Regions from separate parts of the Homo sapiens genome. Here all the other regions are linked to region 4. The links are chromatin loops, found by intact Hi-C in ENCODE. Cell type or tissue: IMR-90. All regions are shown on one strand.

Evidence for each region. A loop is a pair of places that touch in the nucleus more often than their neighbours do. Peaks named below come from ENCODE experiments on the same cell type or tissue, not always from the same donor. Only the 100,000 strongest peaks of a DNase experiment are listed, where the experiment ranks them.
Region 1: a loop joins it to region 4, with 2.0 times the contacts of the local background. A loop is called at or near these places in 24 of 110 quality-filtered maps.
Region 2: it touches region 4 in a loop (9-fold over the local background); 56 of 110 quality-filtered maps call a loop at or near these places.
Region 3: it touches region 4 in a loop (3-fold over the local background); 47 of 110 quality-filtered maps call a loop at or near these places.
Region 5: a loop joins it to region 4, with 10 times the contacts of the local background. A loop is called at or near these places in 75 of 110 quality-filtered maps.
Region 6: a loop joins it to region 4, with 4 times the contacts of the local background. A loop is called at or near these places in 3 of 110 quality-filtered maps.

The regions. Positions count from the first base shown.
Region 1 is chr5:57,647,997-57,652,996 of GRCh38, forward strand. It overlaps LOC101928505 (a long non-coding RNA gene), which reads left to right and starts at 2,664. Exons shown (of 3, transcript NR_104668.1): 1 at 2,664-2,763. In IMR-90, a CTCF peak has its summit at 2,481 (motif pointing right); no DNase peak of the experiment used is centred here.
Region 2 is chr5:57,496,961-57,501,960 of GRCh38, forward strand. All of the region lies in intron 3 of RMEL3 (enriched in melanoma 3), which reads left to right. Among named protein-coding and RNA genes, the nearest start is that of ACTBL2, 17 kb to the left of the region's middle. In IMR-90, a CTCF peak has its summit at 2,628 (motif pointing right); a DNase peak (open chromatin) is centred at 2,621; H3K27ac peaks cover 429 bases.
Region 3 is chr5:57,885,617-57,890,616 of GRCh38, forward strand. LINC02225 (long intergenic non-protein coding RNA 2225) reads right to left here. Exons shown (of 3, transcript NR_109900.1): 3 at 4,715-4,810. Among named protein-coding and RNA genes, the nearest start is that of LINC02225, 11 kb to the right of the region's middle. In IMR-90, a CTCF peak has its summit at 2,442; DNase peaks (open chromatin) are centred at 2,445 and 4,105.
Region 4 is chr5:57,776,938-57,781,937 of GRCh38, forward strand. No RefSeq gene overlaps it. Among named protein-coding and RNA genes, the nearest start is that of LINC02225, 120 kb to the right of the region's middle. In IMR-90, a CTCF peak has its summit at 2,645 (motif pointing right); DNase peaks (open chromatin) are centred at 1,614 and 2,664; H3K27ac peaks cover 1,263 bases.
Region 5 is chr5:57,296,441-57,301,440 of GRCh38, forward strand. It overlaps LOC107986381 (a long non-coding RNA gene), which reads right to left. Exons shown (of 2, transcript XR_001742513.2): 1 at 2,785-5,000; 2 at 1-1,375. Among named protein-coding and RNA genes, the nearest start is that of RMEL3, 96 kb to the right of the region's middle. In IMR-90, CTCF peaks have their summits at 1,950 (motif pointing right) and 2,655 (motif pointing right); DNase peaks (open chromatin) are centred at 1,951 and 2,691; H3K27ac peaks cover 1,373 bases.
Region 6 is chr5:57,380,363-57,385,362 of GRCh38, forward strand. No RefSeq gene overlaps it. Among named protein-coding and RNA genes, the nearest start is that of RMEL3, 12 kb to the right of the region's middle. In IMR-90, a CTCF peak has its summit at 3,001 (motif pointing right); a DNase peak (open chromatin) is centred at 3,159; H3K27ac peaks cover 2,838 bases.

The sequences.
Region 1 (5,000 bases), 130 kb before region 4:
TTAGTGTATTTTATGTGTGGCCCAAGACAATTATTTTTCTTTCAATGTTGCCCAGGGAAACCAAAAGATTGACACTCCTGATTTCATCCGTTCACATTCAAGGTTAATGTTGATATGTGAGGTTTTGTCCCTGTCATAATGTTAATTGTTACCTAGTGGCTTTGTAGTGTCAATTGTGTAATTGTTTTATAAGACCTGTGAATTATTTTGTACATTCATTTGTTTTTACAATAGTGAGCATTGACCTTTTGTTTCCAAGTTTTGAACTCCTTAAAACATTTCTTGTAGGACTGGTCTAGTGGTGATGAATTAGTTTAGCATTTGCTTGTCTGGGAAATATTTTATTTCTCTTTCTTTTATAAAGCTTAAATTTAGGAGGATACAAAATTTGTGGTTGACAGTTTTTGTCTTTAGGAAGTCTGAAAATAGGACCCCAATCTATAGTGGCTTGTAAAGGTTCTGCTGAGAAGTTTACTGTTAATCTGAAGGGATTTCCTTTATAGGTGATTAGATGCTTTTTTCTTGATGATTTTAGAAGTTTTTCCTTCATATTGACTTTAGAGGCCCTGATGACTATATGCCTTGGTGAAGTCCATCTTGCAATGCATTTTCCTAGAGTTCTCTGAGCTTGTATCTGGATGTCTAAATCTGTCTCTCTCTCTTTTTTAGGTTTTGGGCTCTTTATCTTGCATTCAAAATTGATGATGAGAAATATCTATGAATGGCAGTAACCTGAAGAGGCATAAATGACAAGGAGTTGATCAACCCTGAGTTTTCTGATTTTCATTATGTAAAGTAGCATAAAAAGTATTTTTTTTTACTTTTATTTTAAGTTTAGAGGTACATGTGCAGACTTGTTACATAGATAAACTAAACTTGTGACATGGGGCTTTGTTGTGCAGATTATTTTATCTCCCAGGTATTAAGCCTAGTGCCCATTATTTATTTTTCCTGATCCTCTCCCTCCTCTCACCCTCCATCATCTAATGGGCCCCAGTGTGTGTTGTTCCCCTCCATTTGTCAATGTGTTCTCATCACTTAGCTCCCAATTATAAGTGAGAACATGTGGTATTTAGTTTTCTGTTCCTGTGTTAGTTTGTTAAGGTTAATGGCCTCCAGCTCCATCCACATCCCTGCAAAGAACATGATCTGAGTTTTTTTTATGGTTGCATAGTATTCCATGGTGTATATGTACATCATGAAGCTGAATTTAGCAGAATACAAAATTTGTGGCTGACAAGTTTTTTTTACACTTTTTTAACAAATCTAATCTATCATTGGTGGGCATTTAGGTTGATTTCATGTCTTTGCTATTGTGAATAGTGTTTCAAAGAACTTTTATGTGCATGTGTCTTTATAATAAAATGATTTATAGTCCTTTGGGTATATACCCAGTAATGGGATTGCTGGGTCAAATGGTATTTCTGTCTTTAGGACTTTGAAAAATTACCATACTGTTTTCCACAATGGTTGAACTAATTTACACTCCCATTAACAGTCTATAAGCGTTCCTTTTTCTCCACAACCTCTCCAGAAATGGATGTCTAAATTTCTACCAAGCCTAAGGAAATCTTCCTTAATTATTTACTCAAATAAGTTTTCCAAACTTTTAACTTTCTCTACATCTCCCTCAGAAATAGCTATGACTTGTGCATTTGGTTGTCTTACATCATTCCATACTCCTCAAAGGCTTTGTTCATTTATGAAATTCTGTTTTCTTTATTATTGTCTGACTGGGCTAATTCAAAAGATCTGTCTTTGAAATTCTTTTTTCTGCTTGGTCTAGTCTATTATTAAAGCTTTCAACTATATTTTGTAATTCAATGAATTCTTCATTTCTAGATGTTCTTTGTGTGTGTGTTTTGTTTTAATGTCTACCTCTTCAGCAATTTTTTCATTGATGTCTTGAATTGTTTTTCTAATTTCTTTGTGTTGGTTTTCAATTTTCTTTTGTATCTCATTGAGCTTATTTAAAATCAATATTTTGAATTATTTATCTGGTATTTCAAAGATTTCCTTTGGATTAGAATCCATTGCTAGAGAGTTAATGTGATTCACTGGGGTGTTTTAACACTCTGTTTTTTCATATTACCAGAATTTTTCCTCTGGTTCCTTTTCATCTAGATAAACTATCTCTTCTTCTCTCTTTCTTTTTTTTGAATTTACTTTCGTTTGGAAAGGAATTTTTTTCCTCCTTGAGGATGTGACTATGCTGTATGCTGTGTATGGTTATTTTACTTTGGTTCTGGATGCTTTCAGTGGCAAGGATTCTATGTGTGTTCCATGGTTATAGATAGCTTTTGTGTGGTGGCTTTCTCAAATGCTGGTTGTAGCTACATACTGGGTGGGTTTGTGAGCAGGTTCACTGCCTCCTTGGGTATCAGGATAGAGGAAGTCTCAGGAATCTTAGCTCATTCCTCACTGTTGTGCGCTTGTGTCAGCAGGTTTTGTATTACACTGTGCAGTTCAATCTCCAGGCCAGTAGGTGGCATTTACAGGTAACAGCTGACTATCTGCAGAAGCAGATGGGCATATACTTGATCTTTGTTTACTGAGAGAAGCTCTCTTTTGCTTCAGCCAATGGGCTGTTCTGTGGACCACCCACAAAGCTGGGTGGAGCTGGACTGTCAAGCTCAACTTTGACCTCAGATATCCCAACGGTAAACACGAGCACCAGACCTGACTGGGTGGTTGAGGGAGCTCCTGGTGAAATGTGCTGAGGCTTCTGCTGAGGTTTCTACCTCAGCTCCACGGCCTGGCCAGGTAGGAATGCAATTCACCTTCCTGTCATGTTTCTGTCCTGGCACTCCAGACATTCGGGTCAGACAGACCTCACTATCTCCAAGCTGCAGTGAATCTGAGAGCCATGAAAGGTACCTGCTCTGTGATTCTCTACCAATGTGGTTATGGTGTGGAACTTCTTTTCTCAGCCCAAAACGTAAAACTTTGAGGCTCTCCTCTTCTCTGCTTCAGGAATGCTGCTGCTCTATGTAGAGAGTGGGAAGGGCCCTGCCATTTTGCAAGCCTGGGCCTGGTAAGCACACTGCCAATGGGGTACATCCACCCCTAACAGTCCTAGAATGACCATCCACCAGCATGCCTATGTCAGTCTCCTATGCGTGCAGCCATGGCTGTTTCTGCAGTAGTTGTGGGGAGGGTAGAAAAAAGAGGTCTCCCTCTCCACAGCCATGCTCAAGCACTGGGGCCATATGGCCACTGGGGTGGAACATATTCCTTTCCCACAGAGCTGAGCATGGCATCTTTGTCTCTGCTGGAAGAGACACAGTCAACTTTACCGCATAAGTGGAAGCTCTCAAGCACAGGAAAGAATGTGCTCTGGTTTCCTTTGCCCCAGGGAAGAGGTACTTCCTTGGTGGGCTGCACTCTCTCTTCCCTTAGGAGCAGCACTCCCTGAGACCTGGGCCATGGGCATTCTGCAGCTTCTCTAGGTCCAGTCAGGCCTGTGTGGCTGTCACAATCCCAGCTGGTGCTGGGGAATGTCTGTGGGAGATCTGGCAATGTGGAGACACAAGGGCTGAGGTTACCTGGGCAGAAAACAGTCTCACAATGGGTATGCAGCAAATATGGCACCTGCTACCACAGCTTGGGTCCAGGAACAGGGTGAGTGACTGTGTGCAAGTTGGTAGTCTGGTGTGATGTCCTCAAAAAGTTACCAAATCACCACCCATACTAGTGCTTGGGCTCATGAAAGCAGAGGAGACCTCTAAAGTTTGGAAACCAGCAGTCTGCTGCAAGGGTGAAGGGAGCCAAGAACATTTACCTTTTTGATGAAATACCAAGTCCCTCAGGAGGGTTTGATCTCAGCCAGCCTTTTGCTTCTGTCTTTTTCTGTATGGTAGCTTCTTCCTGTGAGTTCTCCAATAGTTCCGGCACCCTCTCTTTAATATTCTATGTGAGTTTTGATTATTTACCTCTACGTTCCATTCTTCTTTCTGAGGAGAACTTACATGTGACCTCTCTAGTCAGCCATCTTGAAATTTATAAAACCTGAATTTTAGTTTTTTATATTATGGAAAGGTAATATGTTTATAGAAATGTTTTGATGTGTAGAATAATATCTATAGATGTAAGTAAAGGATATTTAAAAGGAGTTTTTTTCTATGTGACTGTACCCAATTTGTCTGAGAAGGCAGCAGAGGGCAAGTACTTTCCCATCCAGCACATGCTGTGAGATCACCTGTGCAGGATGTTCAAGTGCAGTAGAGAAGGGCTGATTTTATGACATTTATCTCAATATGCACTTTGAGCATAAGAAGGATTGATATTTAAACAGAGGATTTTCTGTGTACTGGGAGTCTGCCCTCACTCCCAACACCGGAAAAGTGCTGGGTGCTTCACTCTCACTTCAATCTAGTGTAAAGTGCTGCAAGGTAACCAATCAGGAATCTTGATGTGTTCCTGGATTTGGAGGGACACAGTAGTTTACTGTCTGTGTACTATGGAAGATAATCTTGAAATGAAATATTGGCTGAAGCCATGTATGAAGGTGGGGAAAGAGCTAAGGCTGCACTTTCACCATTTGGCATGAAGGGGGTACTTTCCCATGGGCCTGATGTGAAAGCTGGAGCCTCTGAAATGAATTCTGCAAAGGCAAGGGGGCCCTGGAAGTATGAGAATGTGGGGTTGGTTGCAGAGGCAGGAGCTGATGAGGAGTAGCAATTGGTCAGCTAAAGAAGATACATCAGGGACCTCTGAAGAATTCACAATCATATGCTCAAGAAAAAAGTCAGCTTTGGTCACACCACCAAGAGCATCAACACTGAGCAAATCAAGCAGGTCTTTTCCTGCTTTCTTTTCTTTTGTTTCTCTCCCCTTGCAATCCTGCGGATTTGGGTATAAGGTAGAGAGAAGCTGACAGAGAAACAAGATGTCTGCTTTCTTTGTTTTCCACTGTAAGTTTCCGAAGGAGGCCCAATCTGGAGTAGGGAGAAATAGTCAACTTAAAATGACTTGTGGAATTTTAACTATTACAAGAACCT
Region 2 (5,000 bases), 280 kb before region 4:
ATGCCATAGCTGTGAAACTAGCTTGGAGAGCAGCAAATCCCAGAAGTGGGGCACAGAGGCTCCAGAAAAATGTTTCAAAGGGAAGGATGAAGGCTTATAGAATACCTGATTGCTTGAATGCGTTGAAAAAAATATTTATTCCTAGAAGTCTGGGAATGAATATTCATTAATATTGGATGAAGAAAATAGACTTTTATTGGCCGGGTGCAGTGGTTCATGCCTGTAATCCCAGCACTTTTGGAGGCCGAGGCGGGCGGATCACGAGGTCAGGAGATCAAGACCATCCTGGCTAACACAGTGAAACCCCGTCTCTACTAAGAATACAAAAAAAAAAAAAAAAAAAAAAATTAGCCAGGCGTGGTGGCGGGAGCCTGTAGTCTCAGCTACTTGGGAAGCTGAAGCAGGAGAATGGCGTGAACCCGGGAGGCGGAGCTTGCAGTGAGCAGAGATCGTGCCACTGCACTCCAGCCTGGGTGGCAGAGCCAGACTCCGTCTCAAAAAAAACAAAAACAAAAACAAAAATTAGACTCTCATTAAAGCAGAAAAAATATTTTGGTAATCTTACCATCCAGAGATAATCACTATTCTTGTTTTTACGTACATAGTTGAGACCTTTATGTATGTTAAATTTTGTATCTTTCTCACACATCCATATCACGAACATTTCCTCTAAATTATATAAAACATAAGCAAGAAATAAATTGATAAAGAGGAGCTTATGGTACATATCTTTTATAGGTCCTTTCCTTCTATAAGGTAAAATAATTTAATGAATTGGACTAGATACAATATTCTGAAATTGGGTGGAGGGTAGTGCCAATTTTAAATTATCCTGTCTACCTATCAAGTCATGTTTGCTTTTATTGGGTGGGTGCTCAGAATATGTGATCCTTGAAGAAATAAGCATCCATGTCTATGGAGACATGACATCACCTTTGGGAAAATGACTTTGTGACAATTTATCTTACTGTATTTGACAATAACAGTGACATGTTATATATGCAGAGTGCTGCTTATGAACTTTTAAGAGCTTTCTCTTGCTGTATCTCACTCAATTCTGACAATAACTCCATGAAGTAGGTAAATAGACAATTTTTTGTATCCCCAAAACATTAATATTTAATATAATGTAAATGTTACTAACAGTGTCTATCTTAAATAACACCTTGCATTTCTTCAGGATAGTGCTTTCTCAGGTAATATTGCATGAGATTCTTTGTTTAGGAGAATTGGGCTATAGGAAATTCATAGAAATGCTGGAATGCTAATGGAAATTTCATGCCTTGCCTATTTCTCTCCATCCACCCATCCATCCATCCATCCATCCATCCATCCTCCATCCATTGACTTGTAGTCTGACGGCTATAAAAGAGGTCACATGGATTATCAGATAATTCTTCTTTTTGGCCAATTGTGGAATCATGTCTTAGTGATAACACAGGTTTCTCTTCTCTTGCTCTGATGGTAGTTCCCTCAACATTTTCCCTTGGAATAAAATAAGGTCTGGATAGTAGTATTTGCAGGACCCCAGCAAGGGTAGAGGTGGGAAGTGGGAAAGGATGCTCCATTAAAACAGTGAGGAGGAAGAGCCATCCGATTTTATGCAGCTGCAAACTGAATGATGAACTGGACTGGGATCTGCAGGACTTGATGGGCCAGTCAGAATAAAATGTCCTAGTCTTTTTAAACAACAGTTTCTTTGCCTAAAACACAGAAATAGAATTCACACCTATTTCAAAGGCATGTTGTGAAGATCAAAATAAGTTTTTGCATCATTTTAAGATGTTTTGGAACCCTTGTGTTAAAGGAATTGGAAGCTTTCTACCTCTGGTGCATGAAAAATAACCAAAGTTCAGCCCATGCAGCCATGAAGAAGCTTGAGAAAGACCACCGCTAAGAATGGAAAGGGGGCCTATAACTCTGGTACACTATACTCCTGCAGCCCAAGAGCCAGCTTCTCCAAAAACTACAGGACGGAAGTGCAAAATCCCTCTCTATGCTCTTCTCAAAGCTCTTAGAGAAGTCCTTTTGGCTCTGTTATCCGCATGGGTTCTCTGTGTGTGTGTGTGTGTGTAGGAATAACAGCATGTTTGGCTGGTGGAACACCTCTGTCTTCTGAACCCTGGTTCTTCTTGATTTTCCTTTAATTAGAGTTGATTTAATTATTAAAGTTTCCTATTTTTTTTTAAGAAGGCAAGGAGTTCTATTGATTTATAATTTCCCTAGAGCTTATTGTTGTCTTGCTATGACCCAAAGAAAAGCGTGTGTGGAAAGAGAGGTCCTATCAGAGAGTTCTGAGGCCACTGATTGACCCTCCTCTTTCTACCCTAACTAAATATGAAAATAAAAGCAGGCAGCAAACATCTGTTATCTTTATCAGAAACCTGGACTTTCAGTTTCATACCACACACGTGAAATGGAGAAAACAAATTAACTGAAGGCACTGTAGACTCTGAGTCACATAGATGTATTTTTAATTTTAAACAATTGCTTGTCACAAAACTCAAAGTATTTTTTTTTCTTTTCAGTGTAGGAACGTGGGAAATGAGTGCGTAGTGTGCCTGCAGGGCTTGGACCTCGTGCCCTTGGAGCTAGGAACACGGTGCTTTTGGGATTCTCTTTCTATCCCCTAGATGGCAGCAACATTCTTTAGAGCCTAACTGGTAAAAACAAACAAACAAACAAAAAAAACACCTATGGAAAAGCTGCAAGTCCTGCCTGTTTAGTCTTGGCTTTCAAATTTACATAGTACCTTTACTGTGCTATTTATGTGACTGCTTGGCTTAGTGAGTCTACTATTTATTAATGAGAATACATGACTTTCTCTGTTGTATGGAAAAATAATGGTTTTGTATATCTAGGTCTGTTGGTATCTCTAGACCAGGGTTTCTCGCATTGACATGATTGACGTTTTGGGCTGCATAATTCTTTGTGGTAGGGAGCTGTGCATTGAAAGATGTTTAGCAGCATCCTTGGCTTTTACCCACCCACTAGATTCCAGTGGTACTTCTTCCCTCCCCACCTCAGTCATGACAACCAAAAATGTCTCCAGATATTGCCAAATATTTCCCGGGGGGCAAAATCAGCCCTGGCTGAGAACCACTGAATTAGGTTGTTTTACTTATCTCCAAAGATTAGCTCCTGTATTACTATCATTTAATTTTGTAGGGATGGTTAAATTAAAGCATATCTACTTACACTTTTTCTTTTCTTTTTCTTTTTTTTTGAGATGGAGTCCTGCTCTGTCACTCAGGCTGGAGTGTAGTGGTGCGAACTTGGCTCACTACAACCTCTGCCTCCTGGGTTTAAGCAATTTTCCTGCCTCAGCCTCCCAAGCAGCTGGGATTACAGGTGCCTGCCACCATGCCCAGCTAATTTTTGTATTTTTAGTAGAGACAGGGTTTCACCATGTTCACCAGGCTGATCTCGAACTCCTGACCTCAAGTGATCTGCTCACCTCGGCCTCTCTACTTATAATTTAAATATATTCTATTTTTTTATTTGTTTGCTTGGGGGATACTTTTTCTGGAGGAGAAAGAAATGAGGCTGAAAAGACAAAGATACATGTAAAGACGTTGCACATCTTACCTCCAAATGAGAAGATTGAGGTTTTCAAATTATAGCTTCCTATTAATAATAGCCACACATATATACTTTTGTTACTTTTTATTCCTTTTGATTTTAACTAGCCTGGCTGAATATGAATGATGGGAAGGAGAAAAGCAAAAGGGGGTTATACTTGAAAATTGTTTTAGTCTATGAAAAAGGCTCAAAGAATTATAGAAGGATTGTGGAGATCACTCGGTCCAACTTGTGAGCCTTAAATCTGGGGTGCAGTAGTTATGGTGTAAGCTGAGGAGGAGCCAGGGCAGTATCATCACAGGTGCTCAGCCCAATGGCCTCTCCTTGGTGAGGAAGGTGAAGCCAATTTGAAAGCAAAGAGAGAGATTCGGTTCTCTGCAAAAAACAAACAAAACCAAAGCCAGTCCCTCCTCCACCCAATCTTCCATTGTAAATTCTGAGAAGGGAGCACCAGGCCTGGAGGATGCTGTCAGAACAGGACTCCTGAGGAATTAGATGCACCCGAGATGGCGATGGGACCCAGGTGTAATAACCAACACTCCACCTTCTATTAAATAGGAACTTTCTTCTGATTTGTTCCAAACACTCCCCACACTCGGAGAGCATTCCAGTGAAGTGGGTGGAGAAGGAAACAGATGTGAGACCAGATGCAGATCTGAACAAATTTGTTAGGTGAGTTCACGGATCCTTCCTTCTTTGGGAAGTGTTAGAGAAAGGAGGGAATTTCTGGAAACCAACCAAGTCAGTCTTGGAGATATATCCAGAGAACTCCATCAGCTATGAAGGGACCATGTTCCCACCTTTAGAACAGATATGATCTACAAAATAGAGCAAATGCTTTTTCTGGCGAGGAAGGACAGAGGGCAGAAAATGAGGTCCAAATAGAGTGGTTTGAGTTGTCCTCATCTGAGCCTAAACAGTTATGATGGAATCTCAGGAGGAGCCACATGGTATGAAAGGGTTTAATATTGAGTGAGCCTGGAGGAGGGACAGTATTGAAAGCCCAGCTCAGATGTACAGGATGTGTCTGTTCTTTAAAGATACTGATGCATTTCTCTTGAATTTTTCTACACTGCTGGGTCAAGCTATGTCAAGAATCTCTGTCTCATTGGGAAATGAGATATTTTCTACAATCTGTTTTTTTCTCTCATGATTCCCGTCGAGTTAAAGGCTGACATCTCATCAAGCAGCTCAACAGCCCCAGAGAGAGAGAGCGAGAGATCCCTTAGAGAGCTGGGCCCCAGGGAGAGACACATCTGAGGAACTCTCCCTGCATTGACTTGGCTTTGTGGCCTCTGTCCGAGGTTTTCAGATCTTATCAAATAGTGTCTCATTTGCACTGCAGTGCATGTCACAAAGCCCTGTGGATGCAAAGGAGGTGACAGCAAAAAAGGTTAACAGCAAACTGGGGACAGTGC
Region 3 (5,000 bases), 110 kb after region 4:
CTGGTGACTGAGATTCAGCGGAACCATCAGCTGGTGGTCCGTTAAATAATGGCACAGATTTCCACAGCTTTCTGAGCTGCAGCTAGGGTTAATCTTGTCTTGAAGTAAGTCTTGGATAGTTGCTTTCTCTTACACATTCCACTCCGCGTTTCTCTTTGCTCTCTTTTTAGTTCTTCCATTTCTTCCTTATTCCATAAGACCTTTTCCCAAACTTCCATCCCAAACCATACTTCCTTGTTAGAATGTGTTTTGTCAGATTTAAACTACCCCTTCTCCCTCCTTAAAAAGAGGCCAGTGATTTTGTTTGTTGTTTGAGTCACAAGAATTAAAAGCCCATCCTCTCTTCTTAAAATCCCTTAATCTTTCTTCTCCTCTTCTGTAAAATGGGTGTAACATCTGCCTCAGTGAGTTGTTAGGAGAAACAAATGAGATTTAGCCATTAAAAGAGTAATGAAATTTCCTGAAACTTTAAAAAAATTACTTTCTTTTTTGAATTTTATTTTTCCTTTTATTAAGTATTTTAACTATAACCCATTTTTTTGTTTCTTTGTTTGTTTCTAGCTTTATGGTCTGCCAATACAAGAACATCATCAATCTAATATAAACAGTTTGGTCAAATGTCTTTGGGACCTATCTATTGGGACCTATTACTTGGGACCTATTCATTACTATTATAATTAATAGTATTCTTTTGGAAAATATGTCACTGTATTACATTCATGTGTTAATTATGAATGCAATTCACAAATCTGTGATAAAAGTTACACTGCACCAGACACTCCAGACACAGGGCTAAAGAGGACTGATATTGCCACACATAAAGAAGTATTTATTACAACAGGAATAGAGTCATGTAACAAGCAAGTGCAAGCAATTGTGCTTCTTGGTAGCACAAATACAGAACCATGCAGTATTACAGAGGTGCCTAAGGTGGGGGCCTTAAGAGAATCTGAACATTCTGACGTTGAGAAACAATGCTTAGAGGTATTTGTTGTTGTTGGTGTTGCTATAAAAATCCTCCCCTTTCATGAACATTTTTTCTTTACTTATTTTATGTGTTTGTTTGATTCCCTAATTTAGGCTTTAAAATGTGCTGACTTTGTAGTCATAATTATGGTACGCTTTTCAAAATTGTTAATGCGGGTGACCAAAACCAATCCCTACCCTTTACAGGCCTGCCACAATCCTATTGATAGCGGCAACTGCCAGCTGAAGGTTTTGGATCTTGTGATTGCAATGGAAACTGGCACGATCAATCCACTTATTTGCTAAATTACCCGTGCTTCCTCTACTGTAATTCCCCCCTGCCCCCTGCGAGACAGAGTCTCGCTCTGTCGCCAGGCTGGAGTGCAGTGGCCCGGCATGATCTCGGCTCGCTGCAAGCTCCGCTTCCTGGGTTCAGGCGATTCCCCTACCTCAGCCTCTGGAGTAGCTGGGATTACAGGCGCGCGCCACCACCCCCAGCTAATTATCATTATTATTATTTTTGTATTTTAGTAGAGAAGGGATTTCACCATGTTGACCAGGATGGTCTCGATCTCCTGATCTCGTAATCTGCCCTCCTCGGCCTCTCAAAGTGCTGGGATTATAGGCTTGAGCCACCGTGTCCTCTACTGTAATTTTACTTGCCCCCTGTGGGGTAAATATTTTCAACATACTTTTTGGTACTGCAGTAAATCACATTCTATCCTCAAGGATGAAAAGCAGGAAGATTCTTATTCATTAGAATAGAGTTTCTTCCCAAACATCCATGCAAGTTTAAAGGCTCCTATTGACTATGTATTAGAAGCACTTTTTTTGTTGTGTTTTGTTTTTTACTGAAATGATATTGTTGGCTCTACAAACAAATGAAACCCAATAATGGGTTTCTCTATTCTTGCTGGTCTTTTCCTTCTTAAAAGAATCATGTGGTCATTCCTTATTTGAAAAAAAAAAAGAAAAAGACACTGAAATGCTGCAATGCCTGATAAGGAGAATCTGCAACACTTGGGCATCTTGTGTATAAGAAAAGATTCTTATCCTTATGCTACTGTCATGGAGCTTGGATATTTACAAACCTACCGCTTTTGACAAGCTTGTGAGAATTTACATAGTCTCACACCGCCCCTAATTTTTATGGCAGAATGTGTCTCACATTTGTAATATTCTCAGAGCTCCTCAGGATTCTAACCTCTCTAACTAGAGATGGTTTCTGAGCAGGCAAGAAGGAAAAAGAGGCAAAAACTGATTGCATCTTTTGTTCGCTTTTCAAAGCCAGATCTCGAAATTCCCAAGAATCCTTAAAGTTGGAGACATGTAGCTAATGGAATTCTAGTCAATCCACATATTTATGTGTTTGGAAAGTGGCTGTTATCAGTTCTTCTTAACCATGTGCACTATTGTCAGGGCCCTTCCAGGCAGCCACACCTGACGAAAGCTGTGATTGCCCTAGATTTCCACTAGAGACCTCTAGCTGATCACAGGAGCCTGGAAAGCAGCTCTCATTACTGGGCGTTTCTCTAGAAGCAGCAGAGGATAAGAGTTTGCCAGTTGCCCCTGGGAGAAGGTGGACTTTACCATCAAAGGAAAATAATTCTGTATAATCTTTCTCTCTCTCATTTTTTTTTAAAGCAAATTGAGGCTTATTCAAGTAGGTATATTGTGAAACACTGAAGAGGAAATAATTTCTGTGTCTTAAAGCTATGGCATACAAAAGACAAAATAGAGATTTTTATAGATTGAAAGGCCCCTTCTCTAAGGGGCTGTTCATACTGATATTTGGAGGCCAGCCTCAATTCTCAGTGTTTGAGAGCTTCTCCTGACAGGTATGAGGGAGAATGAGTTTACTCGCAGTCTGAGAGCTTTTAGGCATTATTGTGAAGCTGAACAAAGTGCTCCCTGTGCCCCACCATGCCCCAGCCTTTTACTGCAGCCCCCTATATGTGAAGGATGGTAGCCCTCCGGGTGCATACCACCTTCAATGCCAGGCCTATAGCTGTAATCCCATGCAACAGAAACAGATGGGATACATCTGTAAGGAGAGACTGGTAGATGAAGTTTCACCGTTTTTCCAAAAACGCAAAACACATTAATCTCCATTTGCCTTTGAATAGTCTGCAGTAGAAACAGAGGACCAAAAGGGAAAATAATCTCCCCTCATTTAACCTGTGCCCCTGTGAAAAATTGTGATAGCTTGTATTTCAGAAACTGAGTGTAACTAATTTTGCCCTCTATCCATGGTCTTCACTACACAGCAGCATTAGAAAGAGAATCAAAATCGGATCAGATCAATGAATCTATAAAGCCTTTTTTGGAATGTATTGCCACCACGAGTTGATCAGTTTCTCCAGAGGCCCTCTAATACCCAGTTTTCTCTGGGGCAATTGTAGATCCTTTTGCATTCATTTTTAGGACAAATCTTGTCATTCTTTTAGGTAGACTGTCATTTGTTCATTCATTTATTCATTTGTTTTTCAAATGCCTATGCTGCTCCAGTCGCTGTGATTTGCAAAGAAAACACAAATGATGATATACAGGGCTTGAGTGGGAGTTCCTAACATTGGATCCACAGATTCCTAAAAGTGAACGACTACTTCAAGATGTCTGTAATCCTCCTAAGATGTGTGTGTGCTTTAACTATGAGAAAAATCCAAGATTTAGAACAATCTTTAAAGGGATTGATGTAAAAACTATTGTAGAGGCTGACAGTTACACGAGCAAGTAATCAGAAGACTACATTAGAATTGTCATATAGTAAAGATACAGTATGTACAGTGTCACATGAGGTCACAGGTGGAGTTTTCTCAATTGTCACTGATGACACAGGTCAGTGAAGGCTACAGAGAAGGTAGCATTTGTGTTATATGTGAAGGTTGAGTAGGAAGTGGTGAGATGACTTGAAGGGAGGGTAGACGAAAGTCAGTGTGCTCTGAGGGGCAGTTCACCTCCAGGGTCTGAGGCCACCCTGCAAGTTGGAGCATGATTGGAATTTTCTCTCCTGCAACCTGACAAATGAAGCGCGCTTTGCCATGAGTCAACTGTTACGGGAAAAGGAATTCCACAGGCATGCCCTGACTGACCACAAATGGGCGAGAGCACATGTGAGTACAGAATGCCCAAAGGTTGGTGTGGAATAATCAAAACGATTCAAATGCTTGGTGCTGTACCAGAGTTGTAGGAGGCCTAGCCTCAGCACTGTACTGCTGCTCTCACTCTCCAACCTGCACTGGAGAGGAAGGTCAACTACAGTAGGTGGAGCTCTGCACCAGGTCCAGAAAGCAGACCTTGATTCTGCAGCTGACCATCTTCCTGCTCACTTAATTCCACCAGCCTCCACTTCTGCTTCTGCACTTAACAGTTACATTTATTGAGGACCTCTATATCCCAGCCACCGTACTGGGTGAATTACCTGCCTAGTTTCATTTTATTCTCCTGACACCCTGCAAAGTAATTTTCATTTTCCAAATAGGGAAAATATACTCAGAAAATTAAAATAATGCCAAAGTAGTCATGCTGCTATAATGTGGTGATACCAAGAGAACCACAGTCTCTACTTCAATCTTGATAATTCAACTGGTTTTAAATGTCACCATCTTAAGGCTATTGATTTATCAGTGAAACAAGAGAGGTCAGTGTAATTTAACACGGTTTTGCAGAGCTAGAATACTGCATTGGGCATATATTGCTTATTTGGGAAGTTATAGATGTGAGTTTGTCTACAGGAGTGCCATATTTTGATGGTTAATGATAGTTTAATTTTAAACTTACAGGATACAGGTTAAGATTAAGCTGTTTCTTTCATGTGAGTCTCATCACTGAGATCTGATTCCACCTACAAAGGTAAGAGAATTTGAAGTAAGTAGCAACTAGTCTTCTCAGAATGTTCCAAATTGCAAAAACAAGTCTGGATTTTAATCTGAGAATTATTACTTTATCAGGATCTATCTATAAAATATACCATTTGACCATAACAAAATAAATTATAAGTTGGGTGTTTGTTTTTTTTAAGAAAAAGCACTTGA
Region 4 (5,000 bases):
CAATTTACTACTAGCTGAGAGCCCTGCTGCAGTTCTGTTATTAACTGCTCCACTATGGCAAAAGGATAGAGGAGAATGTTGAACAGGGCTTTTCTAATTAGTGTTTGTGGTGCTAGTCTGCTGGCTGACCTTGAAATTGGAATAAGGCAGGTCAGACATTAAAACTCAGAGAAAGAAATCAGAATTCTTTAACTCTCTTCTCTCTATACTATCTTTAACTCCACTTCTCGACTCGTCTACTCTACTTCTCTCATACTATCATAGACCTACAACTGGGCAACCCTTCATACTCTATGTTTATTTGTCTTATACTTTTACAAGGCTTAATAAAACTCCAGCTTACTAGCCAACCAACATGAGAGTTTTTCTGATTCTCCATAATGACTTCTAAATGTCAAATGAGTAAGATTCAGTTTATCCAGTTCCTTAGGCAAGATAACAAGCCCCCGATTTCTAATAATGTAGGAAGCTTGTTACTTTTTAACAACTGGCCTTGAAGACCTGGGTGGTTCCCAAAACCCCTTAATTTGACTGCAAAGATGAGTCACTGAAAACTCTGTCATCAACCATACTATGGGGACAGTGCTAACAGAGATCCTTGAAATTCCCAGATAATCCCCAAACTACCATTTGGCTACCAGCTTTAGCCTCTTAACTTAAATCTTCACTAGAACTGCTAACAACATTACACTGATAAAAGCTTCAAAAGAGCTAGCATATTTCTGAGAAGTGTTAACTTGGGGATGTATCAAGAATTGGGCCATAGAAAGAAGTTATAGAAGCAAAAATTGAATATTCATTCTTGTATAACAAATGCATTGTAGAGTTTTGAGTACTTATTGCATCATTTAATTGTCAGTAGAATAGTTTGATTTAAGCTATATAACAGTTTTATCATTTATTTGTAAGCCTTAACTAGGTAGAAATATCTTTTTATAGAATTTAAACAATATATTAGGAGCAGAAACTGACTTGCTGAGAAATTGCTGGGTCTTTCCAGAGGTCGTATGAATAGATTCTTAGACAAAACAGAAGTCTAATTCTAGAAAACTGTCTAGTTTTCAAATGTCTATTATAATCTATCTCTGAGTCTTAAGTGTTAAGGCCTACTGCTCTTCTCATTGTGTTAATGGGCTTTTGCTTGTGCGCCGCAGAGACTAATTTTCTTTCCCATATAGATATAAATAAGGACAATGGTACAAAAGAGAAAATGGTGAGGGAGGCCTTGGAGCTAGAGTTGGGAGCCTTGTAGGATTCCCTGGGTTCCTCAGAAAGCGCTCCCTAATGTGGAAAACCAAAGTCAGGTAAATGGAAGAGGAAATGTTAAAGGAGAATTACTTTCTGGTATTTATGCTACTTTCATAGACATCTTTTATAGCTCCTGCAAAGGCAAGAAGGAAATCATTATGCACTTTGTATAGTGACCCAAGCCCTGGCATGGAAATTAAAATACTTGCTATTAACTCTAACTCTGCCACTAAAGTGTGTGGCCTCAGGCATGCTATTTCTTTTCCTCCATCTCTTTATTTGTAAAGTGAGTAGTGTAAACCATGGGTGAAACACTCATTTTCTGCCCAAACATTTGATGTTAGAAACCTTGTGATATAATGGAAATACCACACATTTAGGAATATAAGCAAATTTCTAGTTATATGTTGTGTAACACTGATTGAGTGAGCTCTTTTAGTTTCTTATCAGTAAAATAAATAGATTAACACACACTTTGCAGGGCAGCTGTGAAAATAAAAGATAACATATAATAAATACCAGGAAATGTGCCCAGAATGTAGAACAGCTTTACATTAAAAAACAATGTTTATTCAATGATGCCATGACCTGGTCCTAAATGGCCCTGCATTGCAGGTTGAGTTGTAAGTCTGACTTCTGTCTCCATGGATTAAGCAGCATGGAGTCTGTGTTACTACCTGAGAGTAAAAGCGATTCAAAGCTCTTGGCTCTGTCTATGAATGAATGCAAAGGCAATTCTCTCCCAGGACCTCTTGGAAATGCTATGGGAGATTAGAGGCCCATTGCACAATCATGCCTTAACTCAGCCTCTATGGCCCTGGGACCTCTCTAACCCCTCTCTAACCCCTCTCAGCTATGTTGAAAGCTCTGCTGGTGAAGGAAAATGTAGTGAAGCATGGCAAGCTACTTTACTCACACCAAGAAATGCAAAGCCCTGACAATGTAGAGGGGTTCCAGAATAAGTCTTTGAATCCTTTTTCTGATATTCTCAAATACTTGTGTTGAGAATTGGGCAGGATGCTGAGGGGTGGGGAGTAGGCAAAAGATGGCGAAAGACATCCACTTCAGCGAACCTCTAATGTTTCCCATTCAGTTGGGAATCTAATGTTTCAGATTCAGTTGGGAATCTGTCAAAAAACGGGCTACATCTTAGGGGAAATAATCCATCTTTTAAAAGTTTCCATCAACAACAAACTTCTCTCATTTACAAGAAAATGCATCATTTGACACCTTGGAGATTTTACCTGGAGGAAGATAATTTCTTGAAGCTTCTTGTGCCTGTGAGAGCCCAAAGCTATTTTGCAGCTGCAATATTGATAATGTATTCACATTCTCCCCAGAGCACTGGATTCTTTAACCTTAATATTGAGTCTGGAATGAGATTCTGTCCTCTAGAGGTCACCAATGCACCAGATTTGAAGGCCACGGAGGCTTCTAAAATGCTCAGGAAGAGCTAGGTGTCCTGTTCACATATGAATGAAAGAGAAAATAAGGCAAGTAAATTATCCTAATGGTTATTTTCCAGCTAGTCTCTGAAGAAGTAGGAAATCTGGTTTTCAATAAGGCATTTTAAAATGGATTTATCTTGGTTTATCTTGGCTTTTCTCTGCACTGATCTAGCTGAAGGAAACTCCTATAGTAATTAAATACTTCTTAACAGATAGTTTACTTTTGATAGTGAGAGAAGAAACTTTTCTAAATAGAAGAAAAACTGATGTAGAAATAGGCTATTATAGCCTCCATTAAATGAGTGTTACTTTCACTGGTGCTCTGGCCAAGGCAGAAGGTCTCTCTGTGCCTCCTCAGCACACTGTCTTCAAAGGGCATGGGGACACAGAAGCAGGGAAACATGGCCCTTTAATTCACAGTTATATAATTTTTGAGTTGCTTTATAAGGAGAGACGCCATCTAAAGTATTTATATCTCTGCAGACAAATTAGAAACTGCACATAAAGGGATCACTTTGAGAGTCAAAATATGCCTTTCCCTTGGGAGAACAATCAGTCAAGAGCCAAGAAAGTGGTAGTCTCCGTTTGGGACTATTGGGACCTAAAGGAAAGTCTTAATCAGACTTTGCCTTTTTAGTTATCCTGATGCGTTAATCTTGTATGAAGCTAGTTGTCTCCCTTAAATAGAACTAGCCAGGAGAACAGCACTCCACGTCGGCAGCCGGACTGAACGAGGGGAGTATACACTGCGCTGCCCAGGGTTTGGGAGGTGCGGTGTCCTAGCCTGGTGCCCATGGACTGCACTGTTCAAGGCGTGACCTGAGAGTCACCACCAGCGGTTCCCAGCATTGTTCCTGCTGCTCTGGTTGCTCTCCAAGGAGAGGAATTCCTACACCACGACTTTCCCAGGGTCCAGACACTTGCCAGCACCTGACCCATCAGGAAATCGCCTCTCCCCTCTTCCTTCCCCTATTCCTTCCCGAGCATTCCCCAGTCCAGGGTGTGGTCAGCCCTCAGAAGATCTGCTGGGATTGATTGACAAAAAAACAAAACCTTCCTCTAGATAAGAAAGATCACAGTGCTATAGGAAATCTATTTACTTCTGGGTGGCACTTGTCTACCCTCTCTCTCATTCTCTCTAACACTTTTAACTGCTGACTGTGTAGTTTCTTATCATTTCTTCAAGATATGTGGGGCAGTCAATCTTCAATCAATGAGCATTGTTTGGGTAACTCTTTTTATGGCCAATTCACAAGGAAGTAAAACATTTTGTCCTAGAGAGTTAGTGGTGGTCTTTCTCAGGGTTATTCGACATTTTCTTTAGCACTAAGAAAGAACAGAGACAAATTTTTATTTCTGAGCTGTTTCCGTTAGCTGAGAGCCCCCTCTAAAAGCTGCTAGTACTACAGAGATGTGAGAGTTCAGCAAAGGATGGCACTCGTCATCTATTCTGGAGAATCCTGTAACGTGGATAATATGCTAGGTGGGTGGCAAAGTGTTGTGCAATGTGCTTTGCTAGGTTGAGAATCGTGTCCCTGACTTCTTGCCGATGTAGAGCTGACAGAAAGCTTTCTGGGGATTCAGTGGTTTGATCTTGGTTACCAGTTGAGTGACTGTAAGCAAGCCTCTCTTATGTCTTATTTCTCTTATTTGTAAAGTAAAAGGTTTGGACATCATTTTCTCTAAGGTCCATTTTGAAGCCAGAACCCACTCTGAGAAATTAAGGCTGCTCAGTCAGGGCAGTTGCATCTTAGCAAGTGTGTTGGCCTCTTAAGACTGCCTTAACAGTGTACCAAAACCCAAATGGCTTAAAACAACAGATAATTCATTTTCTTATAGTTCTAGAGGCTGGAAGTCTGAAATCGAGGTGCAAAGAGGGCCAAGGTCTCTCTGATAGCTCTAGGGAGAATCCTTCCTGGCTTCTTCTGCCTCTTGGTGTTTGCCAGCAATCCTGGCATCCCCTGGCCTGCAAATGCCTCACTCCAGTCCTATTATCATCTTCTCCCTGTGTGTCTTCACACGGTCTTCCCTCTGTGCATGTCTGTCTCTGTGTCAAAATTTCCACTTTCTATAAAAACACAGTCACATTGGATAGGACCTGCCATAATGACCTCATTTTAACATGATTACTTCTGTAAAGACCCTATTTCCAAATAAGGTCACATCTTGAGGTACTGGGGAGTAAGACTTCAGTGTATCTTTTTGAAGGGATATAGTTCAAACCATAACCGTAAGCACATAACAAATCCCTCTGTGCTGGATATCTTCTCTTTGACCTCTGGGTGCATTGTCCATGTTATTTTG
Region 5 (5,000 bases), 480 kb before region 4:
CCAAGGAAAAATCAAAGGAGGAGAGACACAAAACCCCAGAAGCATGACAATATATAAAACCCCATGTCAAAGGTCAAACGGGGCACTTGGATCTTTCAAGATGCCCATTTGGCCCTCTTCCAAGTGTATTTTACTTCCTTTCATTCCTGCTCTAAAACTTTTATAATAGACTCTCACTCCTGCTCAAAAAACTTGCATTATGCTCCTTGGATGTATTCTTTGCTCTGAGGAGGCAAGAATTGAGTTGCTGCAGACCCATATGGGTTCACTGCTGCTAACACATCTGTGTTTGTGTATCTTTGTGTGAGCATAGAGAAAGTTATGAAAGCCTCTTAAAAGTGATTACTTTTGGGAAGGTGTGATTGGATGAGGGTGGAGAGGTTGTTACCTTTTTAAATTACTCAAGTAATTAACAAAGACATTACATTTGAAAACAAAACTTTAGAGCCAAGGCCGGCCCTATTAAATACCACTCCTGGCCCTCTTCCCGCGTTATATGTGGTTTTCCTGAGATTTTCTGTGTATTTGCATGGTTATATATGTACTTGGGGAGAATTCAGAATTTTTTAAAATACATGCTACCACGTTGTACGGATCTTTCTATAATATACCTTTTCACTCCACAGTGGTTCTTTTTTTTGTTATGTGTCCATGTTAGTAAATGTAAACTCTCTAATCCCTTTTTAATTGCTGCATAGGATGCCTTAGCAAATAACCATCTATTTAGCCATTCCTCTACTGACGGGCAGTTAAGACTCTTTCTATTTTTTAGCTATTAGAAACAGTGCCACAGGGGCCACTCGTGTACAAGCCTCCTTGAACGCATGTTTATGTTTCTCTAGGAGAGACACCACTAGTAAAATTGCTGGGTAATAGTGTATGACATTTGAAAAATATTTTTAAAGTAGATTCAGGCCCAGTGTGGTGTCTCTCGCCTGTAATCCCGGCACTTTAGGAGGGCGAGGCAGGAGGATTGCTAAGGCCAGGAGTTTGTGATGAGCCTGGGCAACATAGTGAGAGTTCACTTCTACAAAAAACTTAAAAAAAAAAAAAAAAAAAGAGACTACAGTATATTCTGTAGAATTGCCTTTAAAAGAGGCCATGACAATTTACATTTTATAATCTGAAGGATATTTAAAAAATTATTGTCTAATTTAAAACAGGCATGTCTTAATTAATAAAAAACAAAGAAAATCCATAAAATTGTTCTTGAATTCCCTTTGTTCTCCAAATGTGAAGAGATACATGGATTTTCACCTTTCCTGGCTTCCTCCAGGGAGTCCTCCCAGGTGAGCAGGAGATGGAGAAGGTAGCTTCGGACAGCAAAGATTAATGAGAGTCTTCAGAGAGCTTGTTTCTGTCCCCTGGAACTTACCTGATAAGCAAGAAAAAGTTACAAATTTACTACATATTGAGTATGCCTAGTCTCAAAATCTGAAATCCAAAAGGCCCAAAATCTAAAACTTTTTGAATGCTGGCCAGCATAAAATAAATGCTCCTTGGGGCATTTCAGATTTTCCTACTGGGGATGCTTAGCTAGTGTAATGTAAGAATTCCAAAACCCAAAACGTTTTGAAATGCCAAATACTTCTGGTCCCAAGCAGTCCCAAGAATTTCGACTAAAGGATGCTCAACCTGTATTTGGTGTTTTATTTATAGTTCCAGCATGAGAGAAAGGCATCTCTGAGTTTCAGAAAAGATTTTGGTTGAGCATATGAAAATATTGGCTGAAGAAAGAAAAGGCCTTTAGAATTTACAGAAACATGAAGTGGAAATGGCTCTTCCTCTGACTTAGGCAGTGAATGTAGAACACACCCGGAGAGCTTAATGGGATCTTTCACAGAAATGAAACTCCTCAACAAATGTTTGTCAGCTTAGGTGAGGTTCTTGGCTAAGGCACCAGTAGTGGACTTTGATATTCTTTTACAAGTGTATCACTCACCAGCAGAGGGGGCCAAAGAGCTTTCCACGGTTTGGAAACTCCCTGGCGTCAGAGAAAGCATCGGTATCACCTTTGCCTAATAGTGCAGCATATAAAAAATGTTTAAATTTGGTGTCCAACAAGAAATGCCATAGCAGTCATTTTCTTAAATAAGTAATTTTAACGTATATATGGAATGACATATGCACATTGTTAAAATGCAAATACAAAGAATACAAGAAGGCTTTTTGTATATAAAAACATAAAATGTTTTAAAAGACAGCGCTGGGGCTAAGACTCAGAACTATGTGTTTTAGACACTGTTCCCCCAGTAACCAGTTTGGAAACCTCCGGGATAGCTAATGGCTTCCCTCAGATAGGGAGTTGCCCTCTCCTTAAAAAGTCCCTGCTGGAGGGACAGAAAGGGTGACTTTTGTGGTTCTGGCTTTGTCCTATGGCCCTTTGGATTCCTTCCCACCTTACTGATCATGGTAGTGGAGTGGGTGGTGGCTGGAGGAGAGGCAAAAAGAGCATGTTTCTGTTCTAAACAACTGTCATACAGGGGCTCTGTGTTGATAAAAACACCCATGCTTTTAATTTCACATAATTTGTGGTTTAATTTGGCTATTGCAGTGACAGTCAAGAGATGATTCTCTTTGGAGAGGCTGAGAAGAAAAGGAAAGAGACTAATCAGGGTGTGTTAAACTTTTTTAATAAAAAACGAACACTAGGGGGCAGCAAACCACTGTTCGGAGGAGCGTCTGCACAAAATTTAGTAAGGCCGAAAGATTGTTTTCCTGAACACGTGATGTGTTTGTTAAACATCCTCTAAAAAGGGATGTCTGCTGTCAGGCTGCTTTTACCTGAATGGTAGTTTCAATCTTTAGGCGGTCTTTACTTTTCAGTTTCCTCCACACGTTCCGATACCTGCCATCTTCTCATGGAGCACATTCACATGTCACAATCAGTGTTTCCGCACTCTGGGCTTCTTAAAGGGAGCCCTCCTAGTGCCTCCCACAAAGACCGCTAACATTAATCTCCAAAACCACGCACCTCGTCGGGGAACAGGCGGCCTGAACAGCTCACTTCCTGTATCTTGAGGGATGAGGAGCTGGAGGTCTCCACCCGCTGGGTCTCTGTATTAGTCTGTTTTCACACTGCTTATAAAGACATATCCGAGAGTGGGTAATTTATAAAGAAAAAGAGGTTTAATGGACTCACAGTTCCACGTGGCTGGGGAGGCCTCACAATCATGGCGGAAGGTGAAAGGCACACAAGAGAGAAAAGAGAATCAAGCAAAAGGGATTTCCTCTTATAAAACCAACATATCTCCCGAGACTTAGTCACTACCGCGAGAACAGCACGGGGGAAACTGTCCCCATGATCCAATTATCTCCCACTGGGTCCCTCCCACAACATGTGGGAATTATGGAAGCTATAATTCAAGATGAGATTTGGGTGGTGACACTGCCAAACCGTATCAGTCTCTAAGTTAATACAGATTCTGCCAAGACCTCCTCCTGCCCTCCAGGTGATAGGAGAACTCTAGGGGTCCTATTCAAGTAAGCGTGTTCACAGGGGTGACCTTGCACTGTCCTGAGGGACGTTCCATATAGGCAAAGGCTAAATTTTGTTTGGCTAGATATTTTATTCTAAATCACCTAAGCCTATTTCCTCTGCTGACTCTGGGAATTAGTACCCGGGAGATATATATATCAGCTAGGACTCATATGGGCCTTGGTACCACGTGATGCTTTCTGGTAAGTGCTGCTGAGGTGCCATCAGAGCCCAGAGTATTGGGTTATGGTGTCATTTAGCCATGAGCTGTGTGGCCTTGAACAGACCATGTAACCTCTGTTTCCTCATTTGTAAAATGAAGAAGTGAGCCTGGAAGTGAGCCCAGAAGTGCATCTCTGGATCTGATTTGAAGCAAGTAGATCACCATGCTCCATATTCTTTTACGGGATCACATTTGTAACTGCCTGTGATGGTTAATATTGAGTGTCAACTTGACTGGATTAAAGGATGCAAAGTATTGTTCCTGGCTGTGTCTATGCCAAAGGAGATGAACATTTGAGTCAGTGGACCGGGAGAGGCAGGCCCACTCTCAGTCTGGGTGGCCACAATCTAATCAGCTGCCAGCGTGGCTAGATTAAAGCAGGAAGAATGTGGAAGGACTAGACTGGCAGAGTCTTCCAGTCTTCATCTTTCTCCAATGCTGGATGCTTCCTGCCCTCGAACGTCGGACTCCAAGTTCTTCAACTTTTGGACTGTTTGACTTACATCAGTGGTTTGCCAGGGGCTCTTGGGCCTTGGGCCACACAGTGAAGGCTGCACTGTCAGCTTCCCTAGTTTTGAGGTTTTGGGACTTGGACTGGCTTCCTTGCTCCCCAGCTTGCAGACAGCCTATTGTGGGACTTGATCTTGTGATTGTGTGAGTCAATATTCCTTAATAAGCTCTCTTTCATATATACAACTATCCTATTAGTCCTGTCTCTCCGGAGAGCCCTGACTAATTACACTGATCAATGGGTTCTTCTTGCTCACTGCGCAGATGTGTTGATTTACTAAGACAGGATAATTATGACAGAGAGAGTTTAATACACGTAGAGCCAGCTAAACGGGAGACCAGAATTAGCCTTCCTGAAAATTTGGAGGCTAGGGTTTTTCAAGGATAGTTTGGTGAGCAGGGTGAGCTGTGCTGATTTGTTGGGGATGCAATCAGGGGAGTGGGGAAATCAGTTCTCATGCACTGAGTCCACTTCTGGGTGGGGGCCACAGAGGAGGTGCTGGTCCAAGTGGAGTCATCCAGTTGTCAGACATGCAAGAGGCTGAAAAGACATCTTAAAAGGCCAATCTTAGGTTCTAATAATTGGGGAAACTGCAATTCTTGTGTCCTTTGGAACAATGACTGGTAATCATTTAACTATGCCTACATTTAGCAGAATTTAAGCGCCTCTCATAATCCTAAACTTGTGGCCTTTTATTAGTTTAACAAAAACGTAGTTTAATTTTGGGAAGCGCTATTATCATTTGAACTATAAACTAAATTTCTCCCAAAGGTAGTTCGGCCCATGCC
Region 6 (5,000 bases), 400 kb before region 4:
ATGTTTATTGCGGCATTATTCACAATAGCAAAGACTTGGAAGCAACCCAAATGTCCAACAATGATAGACTGGATTAAGAAAATGTGGCACATATACACCATGGAATACTATGCAGCCATAAAAAATGATGAGTTCATGTCCTTTGTAGGGACATGGATGAAATTGGAAATCATCATTCTCAGTAAACTATCACAAGAACAAAAAACCAAACACTGCATATTCTCACTCATAGGTGGGAACTGAGCAATGAGAACACATGGACACAGGAAGGGGAACATCATACTCTGGGGACTGTTGTGGGTTGGGGGGAGGGGGGAGGGATAGCATTGGGAGATATACCTAATGCTAGATGACGAGTTAGTGGGTGCAGTGCACCAGCATGGCACATGTATACATATGTAACTAACCTGCACATTGTGCACATGTACCCAAAAACTTAAAGTATAATAATAATAAATGAAAAAAAAATGTGGCACATATACACCGTGGAATACTATACAGCCATAAAAAATGATGAGTTCATGTCCTTTATAGGGACATGGATGAAGCTGGAAACCATCATTCTCAGCAAACTATCACAAGGACAAAAAGCCAAACACTGCATGTTCTCACTCATAGGTGGGAATTGAACAATGAGAACACATAGACACAGGAACGGGAATATCACACACCAGGGCCTGTTGTGGGGTGGGGGGAGGGGGGAGGGATAGCATTAGGAGATATACCTAATGTGAAATGACGAGTTAATGGGTGCAGCACACCAACATGGCACATGTATACATATGTAACAAACCTGCACTTTGTGCACATGTACCCTAAAACTTAAGGTATAATAATAAAAAAAAAGAAAGATGGATGGATGGATGGATAGATAGATGGATGGATGATGAACGGATGGAGAAAATTTATCAATTTCTCTACTGTTCCTTGGCTATTAGGTCTTCTAGTCATTGGCCCAGTTGCCAACTGAGTTTGAAAGAAGCAATACTCAGCTGTGACTGTTGATGGAAAAATGGACCATAGAGGAAATTTCTGACCCACTTTTGGCAAAGTGGACACACATAGACCCAGCCCTTCTCTCTGAAAGATGGACAAACTGTTTGGGAGGGGATGACCTCCCAGCAAGGTCAATGTGGCTCTAGGGTGACCAACTGAGGGAGAGCAGCTGGGCCAAAGTGACCTGTCCAGCCATTGCTCAGAACAGGCTGTAATCCTCACTGTGAACAAGTCCACTGAGTTTGCTTGTGGAGGATAAATGCAGGACTGACTGTATAGAAAGGTAAAGAAGCATCACCTTGGCCAGGGAGGCCCCAGACAAAATCATGAAGCAGGTGTATGTGTTTGCAGTGACTTCTACTTATCCTTTTTGCCCAGTGTCTCCACCTTTCTAAATCTCATTTCATCCCACAGGGAATGAGGGTTTTTATCCTGCCTTGTTCCCATTATGGAAGAAATAAAATAAAGCAGAGTAATGCTAAGCATTCATTGTTACTCTCATGGCTTGCAGGTTGGCTGCAGCCTGGCTGAGCTAGGCTGGGCTTGACTGGGTGGCTCTGCTTCAGCTGCAACCCTGGCTAGGCTTGACCCTTTGCTGTGAGTTGGACTCATGTCTACACCCATATGATCATGTTAGAGTCCAGGCTCAAAGGGCAGCAGCCACCTGAAGGAAGCTCTTGTCCAGGTAATGGCAGAAGCATAGGACAGGTATTAGTTTCCTAGGGCTGTCATAACAAAATACTACAAACTTGGTGCCTTAAAATAATGAAAATTTATTCTTCTACAGTTCTGGGGGCTAGAAGTTAAAAATGAATGTGTAGGCAGTGCCATGATCCCCCCAAAAGTTCTAGGAAAGTGGCCTTACTTATCTCTTCCAGTTTTTGGTGGCTGCAGGTTTTCCATGGCTTGTAGCAGCATTACTCCAATCTCTACCTCTGTCCTCTGGCATTCTTTTCATGTTTCTGCGTCTTGTCTCATGCAAGGGCACTTTTATTGGATTTAGGGCCTGCCTTACTTTAGTATGACAGTATGATCATAAGTTCCTTTCAATCCTTACCTTAATTACATCTACAAAGACCCTATTCCCAAATACGGTCATATTCTGAGGTTCCAGGTGGACACAAATTTTTAGGAGACATGATTCACACACTACAGGAGGGCAAACCCAAACAGGCAAACACATTATGTCTGCTCACATCTCATGGGCAAAACCAAGTCACATCAATTGGTAATTATCTTCTGTCTCTAGTGTGAGGGGCTGTAAAGTCACATGGAACAGGCCTGGATACACAGGGTGGGAAAGAAATGGGGCCAACAATCCAACCTACTACAAAAGCCTAGTTTGCTGTGAACCCAGAAGAGGAGATGGTTGGTGGTTCTGCAGTGCTTCCTAGCCCTCCAGACTCTCATCTGCATAAATGGGTTTGCTGAGAAGTCCGTGCCTCATGGAGTTACAGTAATGATTCAGTGTTAATACATGCAAGCTGCTTAGCACAGTATGTGGCACACAGTAAGCACAGAATTAATGTTAACTACTATGATCCTTATGAACCCACTGTCCTTTCTCTACCATCCACTTCACCACTCTCTGTTATTCCTTATGCTTTCCCCCCTTCTCCTGGTTTTCAACACATGTAATTTCCATTTTGCATAATTCACATAAACGAGCAAAGAAATTCTCCTGTTGAAGAGTCTTGTTATACTAGAATTTGGAAAAAGGGGGTCCCAATTATAGGGTGAGATAACTATTTAGGACATTAACTATTAAGATAGTGGATAGTTGTGGGCAATAAGCAAGCTAAACTAGTGCTTTGATCTCCTGAAAGGGAACTTGCTGTAGGTTGAGGGATTTCTGTGGCTTTCATCAAAGGAGTGAGAATCATGCTGGGCCATTACCTTTGCAGAGTGGAAATGATCCAGCTCAGTTTTGAAGCAAAAGCTGATCAGATAAGGGCAAGAGAGCAAAGGATGCTGCATCATCACCCAGGCTGGCCTCTTGGCCAGCAGGCGGAGAGATAAGAACGTTGCTCTGGGGAACGAGTTCCCCAGCAGTAACTGCAGTCTCTGTTTGGAATATGAGTTGTTCCATGCTAATGAGTCACATTTCATCATTTCCGGGAGTTGATGCCCCAGAAGGGACTGTTGTCACATAAAACCTTTTTATAAAAACTGTTTATTTGGTGGAGTCTTTATGTTTAGCTTTTGCACCAAAATAATTTCTAAGTGATGATTCATTTCCAACCTACATGACATGCATAGACGCAGCTAATGCAAAATAGTGTTGATGCACGTTTTTTACATTTTTTTTTCAATTTAAAGAACCGTTGTACAGTTTTTGCTAAGGTCTCAGGATTTCTTGAGATTCCTGTGGACACAGTGCTGCAGAGCTGCACCCGAGGCAGGATCTGATGGGAAAGAGTGCTGACCTGTTAAGGGCTGGATGATCGTTCTGGATGGAATGTGCAGGAAGCTCTAACACTGAAAATGGACTTAGGGACTGTCTTTGCCTCTGTTGGCTGTTAATGATCTTTGCAATCCCGAGAATTTTAGAAAAGAGAGCAATAATTTCTACTAGCTGTATGGTTACTAATTTCTAATCATCTAAATATAACCTTTTATATTAAAATAGGTGTGATTACAGGCACAGAAAACCAAACACCACGTTCTCACTTCTTTTTTTTTAAATTTTATTATTATTATACTTTAAGTTTTAGGGTACATGTGCACAATGTGCAGGTTTGTTACATATGTATACATGTGCCATGTTGGTGCGCTGCACCCACTAACTCGTCATTTAGCATCTCCTAATGCTATCCCTCCCCCCTCCCCCCACCTCACAACAGTCCCCGGTGTGTGATGTTCCCCTCCCTGTGTCCATGTGTTCTCATTGTTCAAGTCCCACTTATGAGTGCACATGTTCTCACTTCTAAATGGGAGTTGAGCAATGAGAACACATGGACACAGGGACAGGAACAACACACACTGGGCCTCTTTGAGGGCGGAGTCGGGGGGCATCAGGATAAATATTTAATGCACGTGGAGCTTAATACCTGGGTGATGGGTTGATAGGTGCAGCAAACCACCATTGCACATGTTCATCTATGTAACAAACCTGCATGTCCCGCACATGTATCCTGGAATGAAATAAAATAAAATAAAATGAAAAAAATTAAATAGGTGTGATTAGCAAGATGAATTCCCCTGTGAAGCCTGGAGCAGGCTTCACTTTTTTCAACACACATCTGTGCCTCAACAACATCAGACAAGGTGTGGGGGCTCACGCCTGTAATCCCAGTACTGTGGGTGGCTGTTGCAGGAGGATCACTTGAGGCCAGGAGTTGGAGACCAGCCTGGGAAACATAGCAAAACCCTGCCTCTACAAAAAATAAAAAATTAGCCAGGCATGATGGTGTACGCTTGTAGTTCTAGCTTCTTGGAAGGCTGAGGCAGTAGGATTCCTTGAGCCCAGGAGTTCAAGGTTATAGTTATCTATTATTGTGCCACTGCACTCCAGTTTGGGTGACAGAGCAAGACCCTGTCTTAAAAAATGTCTTCTGGCCAAGAGAAGTGAGTATGGGTCAGCAAACATGAAGTTCTTGCCCAGAGATCGAGAGATGCTGTTGGCCTTTGCAGGGGGAATGGCCCTGCCCAGCAGAGGGTAGAGCTGTAAGGGACCCTGCCAGGAGATTTTGCCCATGGGTCACTTGAAGAGTGAGGAGTCACCCTTCTCTCATTGACCATGTGCTTCTTGGTCCTTTCTCCACCAGCCATGAATGTGTGTATGCATATAGGTGTGTGTGTGTGTGTGTATGTGTGTAGCAGGGGCGGGGAGGAGGATGGGATACCAAGGTGTCAGCGATCCACCCGTCTTTGTGCTCTGCCACTGCCAACAGCATCCAAATGCTAATATTCAGCCTCTCCACCCAGACATAGCTACACAGGTCCCTCCCACTTCTACATTCTGTGGCAGACATTGCTTATTGCCTAAACAGAGCCTTATTCTT